2 separate regions of the Homo sapiens genome follow, and region 2 is linked to region 1. Evidence: chromatin loops called from intact Hi-C (ENCODE). Cell type or tissue: heart left ventricle. All regions are shown on one strand. Links, peaks and the distances in the headings refer to the core of each region. The heading gives the core; the rest is flanking DNA.

Region 1 (16,247 bases), core at 3,800-11,799:
GAGAAGACATCTTTTGGTTTATCTGGTCAGCTCATAATGATACCCTAAACTGCCCTCCTCTCTCTTCCTCTCCCCTCTGTCCACCCAGTGGGGCCTCTGGGCAGCCATGATTATACATAATCCCACGCCCTGAACCTCAGTATGCTGTGCTATGGATGGACCTCTGACCCAACTGCAGCCAATCAGAATCCCAGTCCCAGGAATTTGGAATTGGTTCTGAGAGACAGAGAAGAGGGAGACACAGGGCAGGGCTATCTCCGTGTGTGAGCTGTCATGCTGAGTTACTACCAGCCACAAGCCTTGGGGTAGACTAACAGAGGCCAGGATTCCCGGATAGAATGAACTAATCTGAAACTGGCTACATGCCTGCCTTTGTCTTCATTGTGTGTGTGTGTGTGTGTGTGTGTGTGTGTGTGTGTTTTCTTTTTTGCCTTAAGACAAAGAACCTAGGATTTAAGGATGAAAAAGAGACCAGCATAATGTACCACTGTAATACAGGGTGTTCTTTAAAAAAAAAAAATTTTTTTTATAGAGATGGGCGTTTTGCCATGTTGCCCAGGCTGGTCTCAATTTCCTGGGCTCATGTGATCCACCCCACTTGGCCTCCCAAAGTGCTGGGATTACAGGCATAAACCACCACACCCAGCCCAGTGTGGGGTGTTGATAGTTGGGGAGATGTATGTGGGGACAGGGGTATATGGGAGCTCTCTGTAATTTCTGCTCAATTTTGCTGAACGCTCTAAAAACCAGTTTATTAGTTAAACACACACACACATACACACACACACACACACCCCCAGGATTTAGGGATCAAGAGATTTGATTGTTAGGCCAATTTTATCAGGACCTCCTGAGGCTTGCTGCTCTGGGATAGGAGCTAGAATGAGCAGCTCCCAGAAACCCTTGACCACACGGCTCTGGCTGTCAGTCTAAGGATTCCGAGTGAGCCCTAAGGCTGGCCAGGGAAAATGACATGCCAGGTAGTCAGGCCTCATCATGCAGAGCGAAGGGACTGTCCCTGAGCTGCTAGGCACAAAGCGGGTTGGGGTCTGGGCCACTGACAGACTGGGGTGTCCTGGCAGCAGGAGTAGTGCAGAGGCCAGTGAGATGCCAGCAGGGCCCTGCAGGGCCCCACAGGGCCCAGGGCAAGAGCAGGCAGCAGGAGGGAGCAGAGCTCCTCCAGGGTGAGCACGGCAGATCCCAGCGCCTGACTGAGGCCCTTGCTTTGCTGGCCACACAGCCTCCTGGGGATCTGGTCCTGAGGGACAAGTGACAGCTATGGGACCTTGGATAAGTCATTAGGTCTCTATGGGCCATAGTTTTTTTTTTTTTTCTTTAAGAGTTAGGCTGAATCATCTTTATGGTTGCTTTTCATCTCTAAAATTATGTTATACTAATAAAGAACAGTTTAAAAAATTAAGGTGGACAATAAAAACAAAACATTAATGTGGCCAGTCGTGGTGGCTCATGCCTGTAATTCTAACACTTAGGGAGGTCGAAGCGGGTGGATCACCTGAGGTCAGGACTTCAAGACCAGCCTGGTCAACATGGTGAAACCCCATGTCTACTAAAAATACAAAAATTAGCCGGGCATGGTGGCACATGCTTGTAATTCCAGCTACTCAAGAGGCAGAGGCACAAGATTCACCTGAACCTCGGAGGCAGAAGTTGCAGTGAGCCGAGATCGCACCACTGGACTCCAGCCTGGGTAAAGGAGTGAGACTCTGTCTCAAAACAAACAAACAAACAAACAAAAACCAAAATATTAACGTAACTGGGCAGCTTAACTTCAAAATGCATTTGAAAACTTTTTTTTCCCCTTTCTCTTGGATTTCAAGATTGAACCTTAAAGGAAACTGCAGAAGCCTTTTCTCTTAGCCTTAAAATAGACTCCGTGTCCCTCCCTTTCTCACCGTATATACTGTCTTCACATTTCTCTAACTGTATACTAGTATTTGCCTATGTGCCTTCTTAGAAGTTCCAGCGGCTAATCTTGGAGCAAGCCTGGAGACCCAGCTGCAAAATTGCAGAGATGACTTCACGGTGGCGAGTTAACAACCTGGCCATTGTAGAGATGACGCCAGCCCAATGTCCAGGTAGACTGGGACCCAAGATGGCCACCCGAACAAGACACACAGATAGTACTCAGCCCAATTCTTGCATGCCTTCTTTATCAAGTTTTCCCTTTTTATTTATGTATGTATTTATTTATTTTGAGATGGAGCCTCACTCTGTTGTCCAGGCTGGAGTGCAGTGGTGCGATCTCCGCTTACTGCAACCTCTGCCTCCCAGGTTCAAGCAATTCTCCTGCCTCAGCCTCCCAAGTAGCTGGGATTACAGATGCCCACCACCATGCCTGGCTAATTTTTGTATTTTTTTTAGTAAATATGGGGTTTCACCATGTTGGCTAGGCTGGTCTCGAACTCCTGACCTCAGGTGAACCGCCTGTCTAGGCCTCCCAAAGTGCTGGGATTACAGGAGTGAGCCACTGCGCCTGGCTCACTCCTGTAAGGGAAAACTGGAGTTTTCTTCCTCCACAAAATGGAAGTGGTTACTTTGGATAGGAATCTGACCACTTCCCTTTATTAGTTTTGGTTAATAAATTCACTTTCTTATTACCAGACCTCACTCTTATTAACCGAACTCTGCAAGCAGCAAGCATGAGACCTGCGTTCAGTCGTTCAGTTACATTAATGCAAAGAACATAGAGCTTAACTACTAAAATGTGAAAGTAGGACAGATGTAGTGGCTCACGTCTGTAATCTCAGCACTTTGGGAGGCCAAGGCAAGAGGATCACTGGAGGCCAGGAGTTCAAGACCAGCCTAGGTAACATAGCAAGACCTTGTCTCTATAAAAACAAACAAAACAAAAAGAATAAAATAAAATAAAACATAAAAGCAAATCTTTCTACTGGAGTTAATTAGAAGCTTTTTAATTCATTAAATCGGAAAATAATTTGCTTATTTTCCAACGAAGATAATTCACTCAATTAAGAGCATTTATTATCTAAACTCCCTAGAAGACTGGTTGGCCCAGTCCTCACACCACTGAGCCTTTCTCTCTCCTCCAGATTAGCTCGATGCGAAGACAGCTCCTGCCTGTCAAGGATGGAAGTGCTGTAACCAGATTACACTGTGCCTGTCTACCGCACTTAGCTTCTCTGAGCATTTTCCTACCTATATCTCATTTATTCTCACAACAACTCAAAGAAGGAAGTGGAAAAAGGTGACATTAATATCAATATATGCCACTTGCAAAATTAAGGGGGTGTTCCTCTGAATTTTGCAGGGTGACCTGCCTGCTTCAGCTATGAAGCAATAAATAAGGCCAATATACTTCACTTTATAGAACAGATGTCTGTCTGGGGAAAAGAAAAAAAAAGAAGTGACTGCATTGAATTTTGTAACTACAATACTATTCTCCCACTTATGATTTCAGCAAGGTTTTATCTGCACATAGGATTCGTTTTCAATGGTTAGCACATTCTGACACTTTGCTCTAGATGAAGATAATCTTCATCGCTACCATTTAGAGGGGAGTCGCATCTTCTTGGATGTTAGTTTCTGAAGTCATCAGGCAAAGGGAAAATCAGTGCCAAAATTACCCTTGATAAAGAGTCTTAAACAACCCGTAAAGTACAGTCTACAGGACATAGCTTTTTAAATCCACTGCTGTAGACTAATATGCATGCATATTTGATGCATATGGAAATGTATATAGTACATGATAAAAATATATATGCAGAATATAATTTCATGATATTCCTAATTAAACTATTCATATTGTAATCACTCCCTCTATTTATCCTCTTCAGGTGGGAGGGGAGTGGTGGGGGTGGAGGTAAGAGCCCAGCACTGACATTAGACCCTCACTCCCATCGAGTCTGGTAAAATGCTCAGTCTTGGCATGAAAGGTCAGGTTTTGGAGAATAAAAGGAACTCAGTAGAAATCTGCAGGTAAAGAAATCCAGTGTAAGGGCCTCCCCATCACAAGAGTTTTGGATTAAGAACTTATTTCCGGCCGGGTGCGGTGGCTCACACCTGTAATCCCAGCACTTTGGGAGGCCCGGGCGGGCAGATCACGAGGTCAAGAGATTGAGACCATCCTGGCCAACAGGGTGAAACTCTGTTTCTACTAAAAATACAAAAATTAGCTGGGCGTGATGGCATGTGCCTGTAGTCTTAGCTACTCGGGAGGCTGAGGCAGGAGAATCACTTGAACCCAGGAAGCGGAGGTTGCACAGAGCCGAGATTGCACCACTACTCCAGCCTGGCGACAGAGCGAGACTTGGTCTCAAAAAAAAAAACTTATTTCTTATTCCCGGGGCAAGGCCCGGTTGCTCACACCTGTAATCCCTCAAAAGCACAAATGCATTTTTCCTTTGAGCTAGCAATATCACTACTAGGAATCAGCCGTGAAGACATCTGTCCACAAATAGGAAACAAACATATGCTCAAGGTATTTGCTGTATCATGATTTGTAATAGCAAATATCAGAAATAATAAGTCACTGAACAAATATGATGAATCCGCACAATGTAATTGAACACTGTAAAGCTGAAAGAATGAGCAAGCTTCTCATATTCTACTCCTTATATATCCTTAAAAGATGGTCATATTTTAGGTGGAAAAAAAAATCAAGACCAGAAAGTATATGTTGCATGTAACCTTTTCTCTAAGAAAAAGGGAAAATCAAAATATATACTCATATTGGTTCTATTTGCATAAAGAACTACCCAGAGAGGCATGTGAAGGACTCTTAAGGTATGTTTTTTAATATTGTTTTTATTTTTATTTTCCTATTACTATTATCTTTTAGAGACTGAGTCTTGCTCTGTTGCCCATCCTGGAATGCACTGGTGTGAACATAGCTCACTACAGCCTGGAACTGCTGGGCACAAACGATCCTCCCACCTTAGCCTCCTGAGTAGCTGGGATTACAAGGGTGTGCCACCACTGGGTGCAGTGGCTCACGCCTGTAATCCCAGCACTTTGGGAGGCCGAGGCGGGTGGATTACCTGAGGTCAAGAGTTCGAGACTAGCCTGGCCAACCAACATGGTGAAACCCCGTCTCTACTAAAAATACAAAAATTACCCAGGCGTGGTGGCAGGTGCCTGTAATGCCAGCTACTCGGGAGGCTGAGGTGGGAGAATCACTTTAACCCAGGAGCCAGAGGTTGCAGTGAGTCAAGATCGTGCCACTGCACTCCAGCCTGGGTGACAGAGGGAGACTCCTTCTCAAACAACAACAAAAACACAAACAAACAGAAAAAAAACACAAGGGTGTGCTACCACATCCAGCTTATTTACCTTTTTGTAGAGGTGGAGTCTTGCTATGTTGTCCAGGCTGGTCTCAAACTCGTGGGCTCAAGCAATCCTCTTGCCTCAGCCTCCCAAAGTGCTGAGATTATAGGCGTGAGCCACTGTGCCTGGTCTTATTTTTATTTTTGAATGATCTATTTGGATCTATTTCCTATTCAAAAAGCTAAAACAAACTTAAAATATGCAATGTCCAAAGGCTGATTTAAATGTGTAAAAAACATAACATAATGAGAAATGCTAAAGACTCTCCCATCCAAGACCTAAGATGGGGCAGGTGGTCTGTCAGAGGGAGATGGAGGAGCCTCCGTGAACCTCAGGACCCCAAATCTTGCTGGAAAGAGAACACAATATTTTTGGAGGACAAACTGACTTCTTTTAAGAGATCAATCAGTAATGTGTGAGAGATAAGAATGAAACGATGACAAAATACGGTTTCTGGAAATTGAACCAACAGTTCCTTAGTGAAGCCAATAGGCTATTGGTGACCTGCTCATTTATTTGAGGGCAAAGTTTTTATGAAATGGCTAGAGAAGATGAGAAAGGAAAAAGAAAAAGAAAAAAAAAGATAAAGGAAGGTGCAGATGGGTTGTCTGACGATCTGATTTCAAAGGGAGTCAGTTTCTCCAGTGCTTTCTGAGCACCTGCCATTGTCAGCTTCTTCCCCGGGTGATAGCTCTTGGGATTTCCTACCATTTGCAATGACAAAGCCGCATGGGTCACAGAAGCAAAGCAAACTGCCCATGGTCACACAACAAGGAAGCAAGGAAGGGTTAGCAACCCATTAGTCCAACGGCTGACCCAGTATGCTCAGCGTGCTTGCCCCACCCTGCTGCCTGCACACCGTTCTTCCAGTCCAGGAAGGAGAGCACTCCCTGTCATTACTACCCCCACCCCCATACCCCCATTTCAACTTCCTTTTTTTTTAGACAGAGTCTCACTCTGTCGCCTGGGGCTGGAGTGCAGTGGCACAATCTTGGCTCACTGCAACCTCCACCTCCTGGGTTCAAGTGATTCTCCTGCCTCAGTCTCCCAAGTAGCTGGGATTACAGGAGCCCACCACCACGCCCGGTGTATTTTTGAATTAGTAGAGACTGGGTTTTGCCATGTTGGCCAGGCTGGTCTCGAACTCCTGACCTCAGGTGATCTGCCTGCCTTGGCCTCCCAAAGTGCTGGGATTACAGGAGTGAGCTACCACGCCTGGCCGGCTTCCTGAACCTTGATTCTGGCTTCTACCTATAGTGTTTGCAAAGATACGCATGTGTTGGAGTGAGGTAAACAGAGGAAGGTGGCAGGATGGGGACAAGGTGTCCTAAGAACAGCTGCCCAGGAGGGGCACAGTGGCTCATGCCTGTAATCCTATCACTTTGGGAGGTTAAGGTGGGAGCAGCTCTTGGGCAACAAAGCAAGACTCCATCTCTTAAAAAAAAAAAAAAAAAACAGCTGCTGGTTTCCATACAGAAAGGTGGGCCTGGTTTTGATGGATTAGATTTTCCAGAGAAGTGATAAATCCAGTCTTCTAATTTTTAAATGATTAATAATTTAAAAAATTTTAAGGCTCTGTACAGGCTAAAAAAATCAGGCCTCTAGTTTCCAACTCAGTACATAACTAGGCAGACAGATCTCCCACTTTCCCACTCTTCCTTTGTTTTTTTTTTTTGTTTTTTTGTTGTTTTTTTTATGAGACATCTCACTCTGCTGTCCCGGCTAGAGTGCAGTGGTGTGATCATAGCTCACTGCAGTCTCAAACTCCTGGGCTCAAGCCATTCTCCCACCTCAGCCTCCAGAATAGCTGGCACTATAGGTATGTGCCACCACACTTGGCTAAAACTTACTTTTGTAGAGACAGGGGTCTCACTATGTTGCCCACGCTGGGCTCAAACTCCTGGATTCAAAGCAATCTCCCACCTTTGCCTTCCAAAGTGTTGGTATTACAGGCGTGAAGCAGCATGCCTGACTTTCCCATTATTTCTTTTCTTTCCTTTTTTTTTTTTTTTGAGACAGAGTCTCACTCTGTCGCCCAGGCTGGAGTGCAGTGGCGCAATCTCGCCTCACTGCAACCTCTGCCTCCGAGGTTCAAGTGATTCTCCCACCTCAGCCTCCCAAGTAGCTGGGATTACAGGGGTACGACATCATACCCAGCTAATTTTTGCATTTTTAACAGAGACGGGGTTTCACTATGTTGGCCAAGCTGGTCTCAAACTCCTGACATCAGGTGATCCACCCGCCTCGGCCTCCCAAAATGCTGGGATTACAGGTGTGAGCCACCGCGCCTGGACTCCTATTATTTCTTTATCTTGATGCCATGGACCCGTTTTGAGGGGACTTCTTTAAGGACATCCCACTAAAACAACAGAAATCTATTAGACAAAGAGCAGGACTGTTTGAAAGCCAGGTAGGGCCGGGCGTGGTGGCTCACACCTATAATCCCAGCACTTTGGGAGGCCGAGGCAGGCGGAACACCTGAGGTCAGAAGTTGAGACCAGCTTGGCTAACATGGTGAAACCCTGTCTCTACCAAAAATACAAAAAATTAGCCGGGTGTGGTGGCGCATGCCTTTAATCCCAGCTACTATGGAGGCTGAGGCAGGAGAATCGCTTGAACCCAGTAGACGGAGGTTGCAGTGAGCTGAGATTGCGCCATTACTCCAACTTGGGCAAGAAGAGTGAAACTCCGTCAAAAAAAAGCAAGCAAGCAAGCAAGCAAGCAAGCAAGCCAGGCAGACACCGGCTCTGCAACACCCCTTCCCTTCATTCCCCACGTGTGCCTCCAGGCTGATGTGGGCCTTTAAGTTACCTTCCTTTTTGGAAAGCCTGATATGATACCCCTGTCACTTTTCCTTTGCATTTTCTGTGTAACTTGACTTCTGGGGCCCAGTTTACTGCCAAATTACCTGGGATAAACAAGTCATGCTAAGATCTTCTTTTCCTTTCCAAACCCAAACAGCAGCTGGCATACAGAAATGCTTATTTATAACCTGCACACCGTTAACGCGCATTTGCTTGGTTTAGAAATGCTTAGCCATGTGTTCTTCTGGGAGCTTCATAATTAGGTAAGAGCCTGGGGACAATGCTGTGTGGCGGCTGAGAGGGGAGGCTCTGGGTCAGCCCGTCTCTCTTAGCTACTCATTACCCATTTGGGAGTCCTATTAGTCCTGACTCCATTTAAGTCTATTGTCAGGGTTAAGGCACTACATGTAAAACTCTCAGAACAGTGCCCTGCATACAGTAGGTACTTAGCAGTTATTAGTTCCCATAAACTGCTGACTATTCATGGATCTCAGCCAGTTCAACTGAACTTGGGCTTCCAAATAGATCTGGAACCTGCTCATTCCTATCATCCCGCTCTCCAAGCCAGGCCCCGTCAACTCCCCCTGGGCTTTTTCTTTTTTCTTTTTTCCAGACAGGGTCTTGCTCTGTTGCCCAGGCTGGAGTGCAGTGGGCATGATCATGGCTCACTGCAGTCTCGACCTACTGGGCTCAAGTGATCCTCCTGCCTCAGCCTCCTAAGTAGCTAGGACACAGGTATGTGCCATCATGGCCAGCTTTTTTTTTTTTTTTTTTTTTTTTTTAATTTACTAGAGATGAGGTCTCACTATGTTGCCTAGCTGGTCTCGAACTCCTGGGTTCAAGCAATTCTACCCATCTCAGCTTCCCAACGTGCTGGGATTAGAGGCATGAGCCACTGCATGTGACCAACTTTTTCAACAGCCACCTAGTAGGTATCCCTGCCTCCACTCTTGCCTGGATTTTCCTATGGCAGCCATATAAAAACCAGACCCTACCACTTGCCTGCCTGAACTTCTAATGTTTCCCTGTGCATGCAGAAAAGAATCCAAGCCTCATTCTGACCAGGCTCTGCATGGCCTGGCCCACGGGATATTTTGGACCTCTCCTCCCTCTTCCCTGCAGCCCTCTTCCCTGCAGTCTTTCTTCTTTGTATTTAGAGAAGGAACCTTGCTCTATTGCCCAGGCTGGACTGCAGTGGTGTGATCACAGCTCACTGCAGCCTCGACCTCCCAGGCTCAAGCGATACACCCAAGTGGACTCCTGCACAGATGGGACCACAGGCGTGCACCACTGCACCTAGTCCCACATCCCTCTTCTGCTCCGTAGACCCAAGACTCCTTCCTGCCTCAGGGCCTTAGCTCTCTCCTCTGGGCCAAGAGCACTCATGCCCTTGGTCTTATGAGGGATCCTTCTTAGCAATGAGATTTCAGCTTAAAACCACCCACCTCTCCAGAGGGACCCAGCCCTCAGTCCTCCGTCTTAACCTTCTGCATGGCACTTACTGACATTTTCTTATTAATATGTTTGTAGTCTGTCTCCCCAACTAAAAATAAGCCCCATGAAACCAGAGGCTGCTATCTGGCTTATCAGTGAATTCTCCACACCTGGAATAGTGCCTAGAATGGAGTGTGCATCAGTAGAAATTTCTGAAATGGATGAACGAGTAAATGACCGAATTTCTGAATAGACAATGCTGAAAGGGACAGAAGGCATGACCGTGTTCTGCAGTAGAGATGTCATCTGCTCTTGCAATGTGCTTTCCTGATCCCTTCCCCCTGCTCTTTCTGGGATGGTGAAACGAAATATGACAAAGTCAGTTTAATACCCCATTGAAGATAATTGGAAAATATTGATTTTTTTTCCATTTGAAATAGTAAAGATAAGTAAATGCTACACTTCTGTAATCTAATCAGCGGCTTATGTGACAACACGCTTCCCAGGCTGAAATATATTTCAGTCTATCTCTGTATCCATCAGACAAGCTCCTAAACCCATTCCCACTCTGGCACTCCAACCAAGTCTCATCCAGCCATTCCAGTTCCCCATAGTGTATGAGTGAAGACTTTGCACTTGTGAAAACGTGCATGGGTATGTATGTGTAACCTAATTAAAGTGTCTTCTGAGTATCTGCACCTCCCAAAAATGATCTGCCAATCTGCCTTGAGAAACGTTGGAAGTAGCTCATGAGATCTCCCAGAATCCTAAGGAAAGAGATGTGTTCCTTCTCCACATAGCTAATTTGTACTGAGAGTCTACCAAGCACCAGGCCCTGTTCTAAGGGTTTTAGATGGATGAATTCATTTGATTCTCCTAGCAGCCTTATGGGAAGGTCCTATTATTATTATCACCATTATTATTTTTTTGAGATAGGGTCTCACTCTGTCGGCCAGGCTGGAGTCAAAGTGGTGTGGTCATGGCTCACCATAATAACTTCAACCTTCTGGGCTTCAGTGATCCGCCCACCTCAGCCTCCCAAGGAGCTGGGACTACAGGCATGTGCCACCAAGCCCAGCTAATTTATAACATTTTTTGGTAAAGCCGGGGTCTGCCATATTGCCCAGGATGGTCTCAAACTCCTGAGTTCAAGCAGTCCTCCTGCATCAGTCTCCCAAAGTACAGGGATTACAGGCATGAGCCACTGCCCCTGGCTGACAACAGATTTCTTTATGAAACTGAAGAATATTCTTGGGTATGCAATGTGTATTTAGGTGTTGGAAACTGACACAAGCAGCATAATGAAATAAACTCTGGCCAGGACAGTCATTTACATTACCTGGCCCCTGCAGGCCTCTAAATGTGTGACCCCTGCAAGGGAACTTCACGGTTCTAAGATACTTCAGAGTCCCCAAAATGAGACCCTAGGCGACATCTGTCAAGTTCCTTCCAACTCTAACTTTTGTGACATTAGAGAGTTCATGAAATGTTTCTAAATAGTTTGGGACTCGTTACAGGGAAAACACACACACACATACACACACACCACACACTGCATTGCAGGTTCACTTAGAGTTTAGAAAAATGTGGTGGGCCCTGCAGGTAACCAGATATCTGTAGCGCTCTGACTTCCTGCCAGGCGCTACGTTTACCCATAACTTTCCTCTCCCCAAAGGACATGTTAAATCAGAGGGTCCACTGCTAAGGGTGGTCAAGGTAGCAGTGGGCTCTGAAGTGAAGTGGGAGCTGGGAGAGAAAGTGACTTCACTAGGAAACGAAATTGGGCCAGGACAGGAATGCTAATGGGAGAGCAGAGGAAGCAGCTGCGGGGAACAGGAAAGGAAGCTAGGAGCGGGAATAGTATGAGGACTGGGTTGTCTGGGGAAACCATATGTGTCCACTAGAGAAAAAGGACCAGGCCAGGCAAAGTGGCCCACGCCTGTAATCCCAACACTTTGGGAGGCCGATGCAGGTGGATTATCTAAGATCAGGAGTTCAAGACCGGCCTGACCAATATGGTGAAACCCCGTCCCTACTGAAAAAAAAAAAAAAATACAAAAATTAGACAGGCATGGTGGTGGGCGCCTGTAGTCCCAGCTACTTGGGAGGCTAAGACAGGAGAATTGTTTGAACCCAGGAGGCGGAGGTTGCAGTGAGCCAAGATCACACCACTGCACTCCAGCCTGGGTGACACAGCGAGACTCTGTCTTGAAAAAAAAGAAAAAAAAAAGACAAAAAGGATGCAGCCACGGTCCCTGGAAGCTTGGCCTGGAAGCTTGGCTACAAGGCCCTTTCCTTTGTCTACTTTATGGAGAATGTCCAGCAATTCACTAGGGAACAAATCCGTTAATCTCTTTCCTGGTTACAGTGTCAACCCAGCAAACACTCATGGGATCTGCCTGTGCCAGTCCTTGTGCCAGGTGCTGGGCATACAAAGGAAAGAAGTGAGTCTCTACCCTCAAAGAGGGAGAAAAGCATAGAGCTCGTCCCTGTGATACAACACAATGCCTGACTAGCTATGGGGTCCTGCCATGGGGGAGTAGCTAATTCTGCAGGTGGTGCTGGTCACTGCAATTTACAGTGTGGAAGTGACTTGAAAGAAGGGCACAGCTGGCAGGGAACACAGCACAGGCAAGGCAGCGAGGTGCGAAAGAAGACGGTGTACTCCAGAGATGGCCAACCTCCCCAAGTGTCTCGGGCTGGCATTGAAATCTCAGATGCCTGCAAAGGAGGCCAATATGATCAATGGAAGAAGTGAGCACCAGATGACAGGTAACACCAGCCAGAAGGGGTCATCAGCACATGTCCCAGGTCAAGGGGGTGGCCACTGTTCAGTGCTAGAGGACCAGAGCTACGTGACAAGAAAGTGCTGAGGGCCCAAAGCACCCTGTTTATCAAGAGACTGAGAAGTCCAGGTTCTTATGTGAAATTACCTTTTTTTTTTTTTTTTTTTTTTCTGAGACAGAGTCTCACTCTATAGCCCAGGCTGGACTGCAGTGGCGCGATCTCAGCTCACTGCAACCTCTGCCTCCCAGGTTCAAGCGATTCTCCTGCCTCAGCCTCCTGAATAGCTGGGATTACAGGCACCCGCCACCACGCCCGGCTAATTTTTGTATTTTTAGTGGAGACGGGGTTTCACCATGTTGGCCAGGCTAGTCTTGAACTCCTGACCTCGTGATCTGCCCGCCTCAGTCTCCCAAAGTGTTGGGATTGCAGGCGTGAGCCACCACACCTGGATTTTTTATTTATTTATTTTTTTTATACAGAGTCTCGCTCTGTCGCCCAGGCTGGTGTGCAGTGGCGCGATCTAGGCTCACTGCAACCTTTGCCTCCTGGATTCAAATGATTCTCCCACCTCAGTCTCCCAGGAAGCTGGGATTATAGGCAGGTGCCACCATGCCTGGCTAATTTCTGTATTTTTACTAGAGACGGGGTTTCACCATGTTGGCCAGGCTGTTCTCAAACTTCTGACCTCAAGTGATCCGCCTGCCTCGGCCTCCCAAAGTGCTGAGATTATAGGTATGAGCCACCATGACCTTACTATTTTTTTTTTTTTTTTGAGACAGGGTCTTGCTCTGTTGCCCAGGCTAGAGTGCAGTGGCATGATCACAGCTCACTGTAGTCTCAACCTCCTGGGCTAAGGTGATCCCACCTCAGCCTCCCGAGTAGCTGAAACCACAGGCATGTGTCAACATGCCCAAATAATTTTTAACAATTTTTTGTAGAGGTGGGGTCTCACCGTGTTGCCCAGGCTGATCTCAAACTCCTGGGCTCAACTGATCCTCCTGCCTCAGCCTCCCAAAGTGCTAGGACTACAGGCATGAGCCACCATGCCTGGCCTGAAATCACTATTTTTGAATATGGAAAAACATATTGATAGACACTGTACAGCGCAGTGTAAAACCTCTGGGTGTGAGAGCAGGTAGGCAAGTGTCTAAAAAGATGAGACTGGAGGGGAGCTAATTCCCCAGAGAAATTCTATACTTCAAGGTGATATGATCCATAGGGCAATTGTTAAAGCTGCAAAGCCCCATGGGACATCAGTAGTCACACTTTCTTACTTTTACATAAAGTGCTCTGCAAACAGTTTCAAGTTCTTCCTTGCAACCAACCACATTGCTCTGCATTAGCCTACTCCCATTTGGAAAGAGAGAAGCAGTCATGGGACCAGATGCTGAGGGAGCTGGGAATGTAGTCAAAACGGGTACCTTTCAAAATGTATATTATTCCATCAGCCCAGTGGCCAGTTCTTCCCCACAGACTCACTCTCCAGGTGTGAGAACCTGGCCACACACTGGCAGTAACAAGGCTGAAATGGGCCTTCCATAACATACTACCAAGTGTAGACCTTATTCGACTGAGTCCTGGCTCTGCTACCTACTAGGTGTGTGGTATAAAACAGACACAATCACAGTATCCCATTGAGCTGTCTCAGGAATCAAATCAGATCTGCCACGGCAACAGTCAGCAAACGTTTCCTGTACAGGCCCAGATAGTAAATATTTTTGGCCCGTGGGCCACATAAGTCTCTTTTACAACTACTCAACTCTGCAAGAAAACAGCCATGGACTATATGTATGTGAAAGGGTGCTGCTGCATTCCAATAAAACTTTATTTACAATAGCAGGCAGTGGGCCACACTGCTTTGGGAAAGGGGAAGACCTCTACAAATATTATCTTCTAAGGACTCCCATGTTGAAATGTAGTCATCTGTTTATGTCTGCTTTCTCACCATACTATGAAGTTTCTAAAGGCAGATAATATATTCCCTTTTTTTCAGATTAAAACAAAAAGAAACTGGGCATGGTGACTCATGCCTGTAATCCCAGCATTTTGGGAGGCCAAGGCAGGCAGATCACTTGAGGTCAGGAGTTCGAAACCAGCCTGGCCAACATATGAAACCCCATCCCTACTAAAAATACAAAAATTAGCCAGGTGTGGTGGCACACACCTGTAATCCCAGCTACTTAGGAGGCTGAGGCAGGAGAATCACTGGAACCCAGGAGGCAGAGGCTGTAGTGAGCTGAGATCGCACCACTGCACTCCAGCCTGGGTGAGAGAACAAGACTCTATCTAAAAACAAAAAAACAAACAAAAAGAATAAGTATAGTCCAGTATGGCATACAAGGAAGTCCACAGGAGTTTTCACAACTGTACAAGTTAATACTAAAGTAGAATTCTAAGTACAAATGCTGACAGGCCTAGGAGTGACAGACACAATGAGAGAAGCCAGTCATTAGACAGGCCCACCTCCCTCTTAAAGGGCAAAGTCTCCACTTAACTCGGGTGGTGGGACAATTGTTGCCATGCAGAATTCTGATTTGGTGTTAACAGACTTTATTGATATTTTCAAGAAAATACCACAATCAGGTATTTATAAGAAATCTGCTCATTTTTCAATGTTGACAACTAATTCAAAAATTTAAAAAACAAAACATTATGAGCCAAATAAACATGCATGTGGGCTGTTTCAGCCCACTTGTGCAAGCTCTGATATAAAGAATTCATTTCCAGCCAGGCATAGTGGCTCATGCCTGTAATCTTAGCAACTTGGGAGGCCAAGGTGGGAGGATCACTTGAGCTCAGGAGATGGAGACCAGCCTGGACAACATAGCAAGACCCCCATCTCCACAAAAAATAAAAAATTAGCTGGGCATGGTGGCACACACCTGTAGTCCCAGCTACTTGGACAGCTGACATGGGACGATCGCTTGAGCCAGGAGATGGACGCACCAGTGAGTTATCTCACCATTGCACTCCAGCCTGGGCAACAGAGCAAGACTCTGTCTCAAAAAAAAAAAAAAAAAAATCCACACCTGTAACCGTAGCACTTTAGGAGGCCAAGGGGTAGGGTTGGATCACCTAAGGTCAGGAGTTCGAGACCAGCCTGGGCAACATGGTGAAACCCCGTCTGTACTAAAAATGCAAAAATTAGTTGGGCGTGGTGGCATGTGCCTGTAATCCCAGCTACCCAGGAGGCTGAGGCAGCAGAATCACTGGAACTCGGGAGGCGGAGGATGCAGTAAGCCAAGATCGCGCCACTGTACTCCAGCCTGGGCTACAAAGTGAGACTCCACCTCAAAAAAAAAAAAAAAAATCAACTTCACAGAAAAATGTCAAGAATAGTACAATGAATTCCCATATCGCCTTCACCTGGATTCAATCTTACTCATTTTGGCATCTCTGAATTCCAATGCACGGAAGGCACTGAAATGTTGAATCATGGAATGAATCTCATAAGGAAAAATAAGCAAAACATTATGGGCCGACTTCCTATAAGTTAAAGTGACAGGAGGAACGAACTCTGAAAAAATCTGAGAGAAAAGAAACTAATCAGATAGAAGGATTGGAACAAGAAGAAAACAGAACAGACACAAAGAGTCTATGGGATGTATGTTTATTTCACCTGCTGAATGCTTGCTTTGTTTTATTGCATTTGATTGTTATTTTATTATTTTTTTTGCTGGGTTTAAGTAGTAAGAGAAACAGACAAATCACCAAGAAGCCAGGTAAATACCACACAAGGACAGGAGAGACCAGCTAAACCGATGGTGTACTCTCAGCAAAACCTTCCTAATTCAACCATCACCTGTTTGCAGTCTGGGATTATTTGGACAAGTGAGGCTAAATATCATCTTGGCATTATTAATTATTTGAGAAAGTTTGCTAAGCAAATGAACAGTATAAACAAGGGAAATGTTGAAT
Region 2 (8,000 bases), core at 1-8,000, 61 kb after region 1:
CTACTAAAAGTACAAAAAATTAGCCAGGCGTGGTGTTGCATGCCTGTAATCCTAGCTACTCAGGAGGCTGAGGCAGGAGAATTGCTTGAACCCAGGAGGCAGAGGTTGCAGTGAGCCGAGATGGCGCCACTGCGCTCCAACCTGGGCAACAAGAGTGAAACTCCATCTCAAAAAGAAAAAGTAGTCAGAAGGTGATGTGGCCACCCCGGGAGCCTACTCCCACATGGGGACAGTCAGCTGGGGCTGGCCACTCTCTGTCCACGTGCTTCAGACAAAGCAGTGCTCTCCAGGGTTCCACCATCCCCACTTGGCCCTCCTTCTTATGCATGTTACTTGCCTGGCACCTGGGGACATCGAGTTGGCCAGCTATGCCTGTCTGGCACTCTTTTGTAATTCAGACCTGTGGTCTCAGCCCCTGACATGCCACTCTCATCTTGCTCACGATCTGGTCATCTGGCTGGAAGGCAGTATTATAGTTGGGTGAGTGACTGCAGCACACTTAGCCCCATCCCTGGCATGTGATAGTACCTAGATGTTACTCTTTTCCTATCAAAGGCCCTGGGAAGAGCCCCTTGCCCTGTTCTAGACGTTAAAATGGGTGTGGATCACTGATGCCCAGTCGACAAATCCTCATGGCAGTGGCTAAGTGGAGCTTGCGTTCCACAGTCTAACTTTTCAGTCTGCATCACAAATGCTTGCTGCGTACTGTCCATTTTGTGTGGGCCACGTCCTGTCCCAGCCACTGGGGCTATATGGAAGGTTAAGTCAGAGCCCTGTCCCTGAGAAGCTCATAGCCTCATAGAGCAGACACACATTCAGGGTTGTACTTCAGAGAAGGATCTCTGTGGAAGGAAGACCTGGGGGATTACAGAGAGGAAGAGCCTGGAGGGAGCATCAGTGGTGCCCAACCCAGGGCCCAGGCAGTAAGACAGGAGAAACAGAAGAAAGCCAATAAGGAAATAGATGCCACAGACCACCTGAACCCCTGTGGGTATGACGCCCTCTTTGCAGTGGGATAAACACATCTTATTCCCTCTAGGGATTCATGGAAGACGAAGGTCGGCAGCGAACCACCAAGTACATTTCCTGCGTGTTTGCAGAGGAGAGCGACCTAAGCCGGCAGTACCAAAGAGAGAAGGCCCGCAGCGAGCTCTTGACCACCGTGAGCCTGGCGTCTATGCAGGAGGAGTCGCTTCTGCCTGAAGGCGAGGACACCTTCCTCTCTGAGTCGGACAGTGAGGAGGAGAGGAGCAGCAGCAAGCGGAGAGGCAGAGGGTCCCAGAAAGACACAAGAGCCTCTGCAAACCTCCGGCCCAAGACCCAGCCTCATCACTCCACCCCAACCAAGGGTAGGGAGCACGTGGGGTGGGCAGGGGCTGCGTGCACTGCACTGCTGGGCACCTGCAAGAAACACCCCTTCAGTTCAGCAAACACCTGCGGTTGCCCTTGGTGCCATCCTAATGAGAGGCCTGACACTGTCACTTGTACCACATCATCATGGGTTTGGAGGAGAGGGTCCTGTGGTATCTCCTGGCTGCTTGCAAATCATTTCTTCGTGGCACGTGTTTTGTTTGCTTGTTTTTACTATTAAAGGATGGAATTTCATAAGCTTCCTCTGCCCCTTCCCTTCCAACAGTCTAAGACTCCTCCAAGTTTTTAGTTTAGTTATAGAAAACTTTTTTTAAATGCATAGAGAGTGGTGCTGATGACACATTTGCAAATCTGGTACCCAGCTCTGAGCCCCCTGGGGACATCGTTAAATGTCCAGCTTAGGGAGGGACTCTTACTGGCATTTTGTAGGTAGAGGCCAGGATGCTGTTTAACATCCTGCAATACACAGGACAGCCCCTGACAGCAGAGAATTACCCAGCCCAGACATCAGCACTGGCCAAGTGGAGAAACCCTGCTGCCGATGAGAGGCCAGAAGGAGGGGCCCAAGCTGCTGCTGGTCCACTTCCCTCACCTTTCAACTGACTCTCAGCAGAATCCTTTGGCCTGTGTGGGTCTGGTCTGATTGCCAAACATGAATGCCCTCCTGGCCTCCCCCTTGATTTGTTCTATCTCTTCCCTCCACCACAGGTGGGTGGAAAGTTGTAAACCTACACCCATTGAAAAAGCAGCCGCCCTCCTTCCCAGGAGCTGCTGAAGAGAGAGCCTGCCAGAGCCTTGCCAGCAGGGACAGCCTCTTAGATACCAGCAGCGTCTCAGAACCCAACGTGTCCTTTGTCTCCCACTGTGCGGACAGCAACAGTGGTGACATAGCTGTGATCGAGGAGGTCCGGATGGAAAACCCAAAGGTCAGTGCATGCAGAGGGAGGGAGCTGTCTCCAAGAAGGAGTCTGTGGCCTCATCGTTTCTGTGTTTAGGAATCACATGATCACAGTGGAATCATCCACAGCGAGAGTGCTGCGTGCCGAGGCCTGCCTGTGCTTCCCAGGCAGTAGCTCTGTGCTTATCTACACACCACTTTCACGCAGCCTGGGCCCTACGCAGAGATTGTCTGCATGGTTATCCACCCAGTGGCTTATTCATTTCCAACAGCTTATTCTTTTCAGTTAGATTTATTTTAGAGGGAAACCTGTATGCCTAATTTAGATCAATGGTTCTTACCCAGTTTTACCCCTTTTCTGTTCATTGGATGCCACAACTCTCTATGGAGTCAGGATTGGCATTTACCCATAGGAGACATTTCGCAATATCTGGAGACAGTTCTCAGTGCCACACTTAGGGAGGGGCTGCTACTGGCATCCAATAGGGAGAGGTTAGAATGCTGTTAAACATCCTACAATACACAGGACAGTGCTTCACAGCAGAGAATTTCCTGGCCCAAATGTCAGCACTGGCAAGGTGGAGAAACTCTGCTTTAGATAAATGGCCAATATCATTTGTCATAAAAAAGAAAGTAATCATAGAATAGATACAATAAAGTCAAAACTGTATTAGTACATTCCAGCCAGTTACTGTTATATATCAAGGAGTTAAAGACACAGTGAAGTCAAACCAGTACTTTCGTCAATATAATTGGAAGGATTAAAAGACAGTTGATAAGGAATGTCTTTCCCATTATGTGATTCGGTTCACCTAATACCATGTCAACACTTGTGACATAACAGTACCCCAGACACTGCCAGTGCCACCCCCTGTATTTTGGAAACACTGAGTAGAGAACGAGGCACCTAGCACGGAGTAGATGCATGGTCTCGGGTGGCTTTTGATGGTGTTGCTGCTGTTTCTTTATGTATTTTTTTAATTAATTAATTTTTTTGAGAAAGAGTCTTGCTGTGGTGCCCAGGATGGAGTGCAGTGGTACGAGCTCGGCTCACTGCAGCCTCTGCCTCCTGAGCTCAAGTGATCCTCCTGCTTCAGCCTCCTGAGTAGCTGGGACTGCAGGTTTCCTCTTCTGCAAGCATATGCCACTGCGCCTGGCTAATTTTTGTATTTTTTTGTAGAGATGGTTTCATCATGTTGCCCAGGCTGGTCTCAAACTCCTGGGCTCAAGTGATCCTCCCGCCTTAGCCTCCCAAAGTGCTGGGATTCCAGGCGTGAGCCACTGCGCCTGGCCACTGCTGTTTCATTCAGCCCTGTAAGGTCAATGTGAGCTTTGGTCTGTGAGAAGAAAGCGAGGCCCCTAGGATGGAGTAACTTGCCTGTGCAGTCCCTACCCTACGCCGCTTCTCCCTTTTTGTGCTTTGGAAGTGTTCCTATGGCAGAGGTGATGGGGCGTGGCGTTGATTTTTTTCTAGACTCTTTCAGGCCTTTTCTATTTATTGGATGCCACAACTCTCTATGGAGTCAGGATTGGCATTGTTTCTAACCAGAGAGGCCGGGCCTTCCAGCAGTGGAGCCCAGCAGCTCCCCTGGAGTCCCGCCTGCCTTCCTCCCTCTGCCATCCCCTTTGCACCTCTGTGCATTCCCACCAGGTCTTAAAGTCCCTGACTTGTTTCCAGTTCAGCTCTTCCTCTCTCTGATGGAAGTCCATTCCCAGAGTAATGGCAGCACCATGGTCCTCCCCGCATCCTTGCTGAGAAGAATGGCACCAACTGTTTGCAGGGAGGCTCTTGGCAGAGCATGTTGCCTTTGCTGTCCAGCAGCCCCATGGAAACTGGCTAGATTCACTCACGTGGTTTTCCCCCAAACTTTTCACCCTGAAGCACGAAGGTGAACGAAAGACTTTCTGCCCCTCTTGGGACTCTTCTTGAATCTTTGATTCTTTCCCCCTTCAGCAAAGAACTGTGTCTTGCCCGGAGCTCCCACAGTGGGCAGGGAAGTGGGCTGGGGCCTGGCCGTTCAGACACCATCACCGAGTGACCTCCTTGGGCACTTTCTCATTTCCTGAAAGTGCTACTCCCAGCTGGGAGGTGGCAAGCAGAACATGCCCTGGGGCTACCATAAGGCATTGACTTGGGTCCAGTGATTCACAAGATGTGTATTAGAGTTAGGATTTCTTTTCCATATAGGGTTCACATTTGGGCTTTCACATTTTGATCCAGTGTTGGGTGAAACAGGTTCATTTTAAGCTCATTAAGAGAGAAAGACATTACAAGAGAAGCAGACAATTTAGCGGGGATAGAAGAGGAAGCACAGATCCACTCATCCTAATTTTCCTCGAGGAAACCTGTTCTGAACTCAAGAGCCCCGCTCTACCTCATGTCACTTTTTGCCCAGAGACTTCCCTGGTTTCTTCCGTCTGGAGTCAGAGGCCCCATCCTGGCACGTTCACTCCCCATGAGACACTGGAGAGTTAGCCACACAGAGCCCTGGTTTCTTCTTCTGTAAAATGGGAACTATGATGATAAAAGTGTTAAGAGTTTTTGAAGAAAAAAGCCCAACAATACTTGGCATGTAATTGTCTGTACATCAGTTTCTTCCATTCCTGTATGGGAGAACCAAGGGGGAATTGAGGGAACGCCTTCCACCTTTTCAGGAGTTGCTGGAGTAGATGCCTCTGATTTCTGTCCTGAAACCAGCTGATCCTCATAAAGTGGTCCGGGGTCCTCTGCTGGCCAATGTCTTTGATTTTCAAAGCATTGAGATGGTAGAGTAGTGGGATTCTGTGTAGGAGAACAGGCTTCTTGGCTTCCCTTCTTGAAAGATGGGAGTAGAAGTTTCTTGAAGAGGGCCAGTGCACCCACAGGTGTGGTGCGTGGCCCCCAAGCCTTGCCGAGCCCATTGCATCTTGTGCTTTCGGTCTCTGTTCTAGGAGAGTAGCAGTTCCCTGAAGACTGGGAGGCACAGCTCAGGCCAAGACAAACCACACGAAACTTACCGACTGCTGAAACGCAGGAATCTGATCATAGAAGCTGTCACCAATCTTCGCTTAATCGAGAGTTTATTCACGTAAGGAGCTGTCTGTCTGTCTGTCTGTCTGCTGGCACTAACAGTAATCCTCCTACCAGTTGGTCATCACAAGCCATGGACACCACTGAGGGGCATTCAAATCTCTGTCCCACTGTGTAGATTCTCATCTCGTTCCTTTGCGGTAGGGAGGATTTAGATGGTCCTCCCTACCATCTAAAGGGATGGAGGAGTATCTCCTCCTCAAAAGGAGCAGATACTGAGGAACATCAGCATGCTAGACAGAGAGAAAATGACTGAGCAGGAAGCAGAAGTCACAGGGAAAGTGCGTTCAGCTTTTCCTTACCTGGAAGATGGTTGCTTCAGAAGGGCTATGGAGACACTTAAGCGAGTAGTAGCATTACTTCCAGACTTTTAGTTCTCCGTGGTGCATTTTGCGCAAATAGAGTCTTCTAGAGGAGAAAAAACAAGAGACACAAGTAGAGCTTCTCTGTTTGGGATGGAGTAGAGGCTCTGAACTCTGATGTGGTTCTTGTAAGCTCCCATCACCACCACCTCCTGGGTGGCATCTTCAACGCTTCTGAGGCACCCAATGTGAGAGCCACTCGGTGAGGAGGAGCCTTACCCTCCATCAGGGACATGGCTTCTTCCTCATACTCCGTGTCTAACGAGGACTGAATGGGAGGGGGTAGGGACCATCTGCACACACTGTCACCTTGTTCGCCTCTGAGCCATGAGAGGTTGAGCTAGGTGCTCCTAATGTCCCTTTTGGCCCTGTATTCTATTTTCTTTTCTTTTTTTTTTTTTGAGATGGAGTCTCACTCTGACACCCAGGCTAGAGTGCATGATGCAATCTCGGCTCACTGCAACGTCTGCCTCCTGGGTTCAAACAATTCTTCTGCCTCAGCCTCCTGAGTAGCTGGGATTACAGGCACCCACCTGGCTAATTTTTGTATTTTTAGTAGAGACGGGGTTTCACCATGTTGGCCAGGCTGGTCTCGAACTCCTGACCTCAAGTGATCTGCCTGTCTCGGCTTCCCAAAGTGCTGGTATTATAGGCATGAGCCACCACGCCCACTGGCCCTGCATTCTATGATCAGTGATCTGGAAAGATCACCATAGTGACTCAGTAAGACCTAGAGGAAGATGTATCCAGAGAGAAGACAAAATGCACTTCAGATCTTAGGGGCTAGTGATAAACCAGAGCAGCCCTTATCTGGGTGTTAGATTAGCATTCGACTTGGTGAAGACAGGTTTCTATCATGGTGCCCAGTTTCCCTGCCATCATGATCTCAAATCGTAGTCTCTTGAGTTGCCGGTGAAAGGCTCAGCTGTGGAGCTGCTGTCTTTGGTGGCTTGTCCTTACCTGATACATTTGCCACAGAGGGAAACAATCATTAACGTCTCAAGAAATCAGTCTTTCCAGGGTGGGGAAACCCCGTTTGATCCTTCCTTGTTTCTATTGGGTACCGTGAGGCATGTCTGTGTTGCCTGGGTTGAGGAAGGCCTTCCATGTTGAGATTGGGAGTGTTATCTGCTTATTTTGTGATGCCCAGGATTCAGAAGATGATCATGGATCAGGAGAAGCAGGAAGGCGTGTCCACCAAGTGCTGCAAGAAGTCCATTGTCCGCTTGGTGCGGAACCTGTCTGAGGAAGGTCTCTTGCGATTGTATCGGACCACTGTCATTCAAGATGGCATCAAGAAGAAGGTAACCAGGGCCTCCCCCGATGCCCAGAGCCAGCCTCGTGCTGTTGGAAGTTTTTGTCTAGCTTCTCTTGTCATTGCTGTATCCTGGTAGTTGCTTTATTACCAGTGACTTGGAATTTCCCATTATGCCTCCTGATTTGGGGAATATGGGTTAGCTGGAAACAGAAAAGAGCAAAAACTTGCTAGGATTGTAAAGCATGTCAACTCCAAGCAGCAGCTGTGCAGGCATCCAGCCCTGTGGTCAGCCTTGAAGAAGCAGAAGGCAGGCAGAGACATATTGAAGTTCAGTCATTGAGGGACAAATGAAATAACATTTAGGTGGGAAATTTAGACTAAGCAGCAAGAATGCTTTCCTCGGAGAGCTGAGGCAACATCCCAGAGGAAGCAATGGCATTGAGTCAGTGAGGATGCGCTGCCGGGTTATCCGATGGGAGCAGTACATCTCTTCTGCCTCGACATATCTATTTCTGTAAAATTTAAAGTTTGCGGGGGGATGCATTCCCATAGCAGCTGCAGCTCAGCAGCTTCACGGACATTCTAAGGCACACGTTTTTCACGGTCAGGGTAATTTGTGATGGTACAGCCAGGCACCAGGGCCAAAGGGAATGGTTGTGTGGGGACAGTCACTCGTAATTTCCTGACCTTTTCTTCTGACTGCATTTTAAATCTCTGCCTTAAGAAAGCTCTGCATTGATATTTTGTTTTCTTAATAAGCTAGCAAGGTCATTTTTGCTCTTCTGCTTTTATTTTTTGAGAAATTTGAAAACTGCAGAGCAGTACAAAAAACTTAAGAAACAACAGTGTCTATCCTTTCCACATTGACAGCTCTCATCAGTTTTTATGTCTGCTATAAGTATTTTTAAAATAAAACAATAATGTCCCCTGGCCCCCTGCTCCCCACTCCCCCACCAGCCTGCCACTTGTTCCCTGAGCAGTGGCAGTGTGTTCCTGTGCTGACCTCCCTCAGAGAAGGCCAAGAAAAACTGCAGCCCAGTA

Evidence for each region. Hi-C counts contacts between places; a loop is a spot of excess contacts. Peaks named below come from ENCODE experiments on the same cell type or tissue, not always from the same donor. Only the 100,000 strongest peaks of a DNase experiment are listed, where the experiment ranks them.
Region 2: a loop joins it to region 1, with 4 times the contacts of the local background. A loop is called at or near these places in 6 of 110 quality-filtered maps.

Annotation. Positions count from the first base shown.
Region 1 is chr16:27,556,535-27,572,781 of GRCh38, reverse strand. All of the region lies in intron 1 of KATNIP (katanin interacting protein), which reads right to left. Among named protein-coding and RNA genes, the nearest start is that of KATNIP, 15 kb to the right of the region's middle. In heart left ventricle, for the core only: no CTCF peak of the experiment used is centred there; no DNase peak of the experiment used is centred there.
Region 2 is chr16:27,500,196-27,508,195 of GRCh38, reverse strand. It overlaps GTF3C1 (general transcription factor IIIC subunit 1), which reads left to right. Exons shown (of 37, transcript NM_001520.4): 9 at 1,040-1,349; 10 at 2,080-2,297; 11 at 5,201-5,337; 12 at 6,852-7,005. Among named protein-coding and RNA genes, the nearest start is that of GTF3C1, 46 kb to the left of the region's middle. In heart left ventricle, for the core only: no CTCF peak of the experiment used is centred there; no DNase peak of the experiment used is centred there; H3K27ac peaks cover 1,716 bases.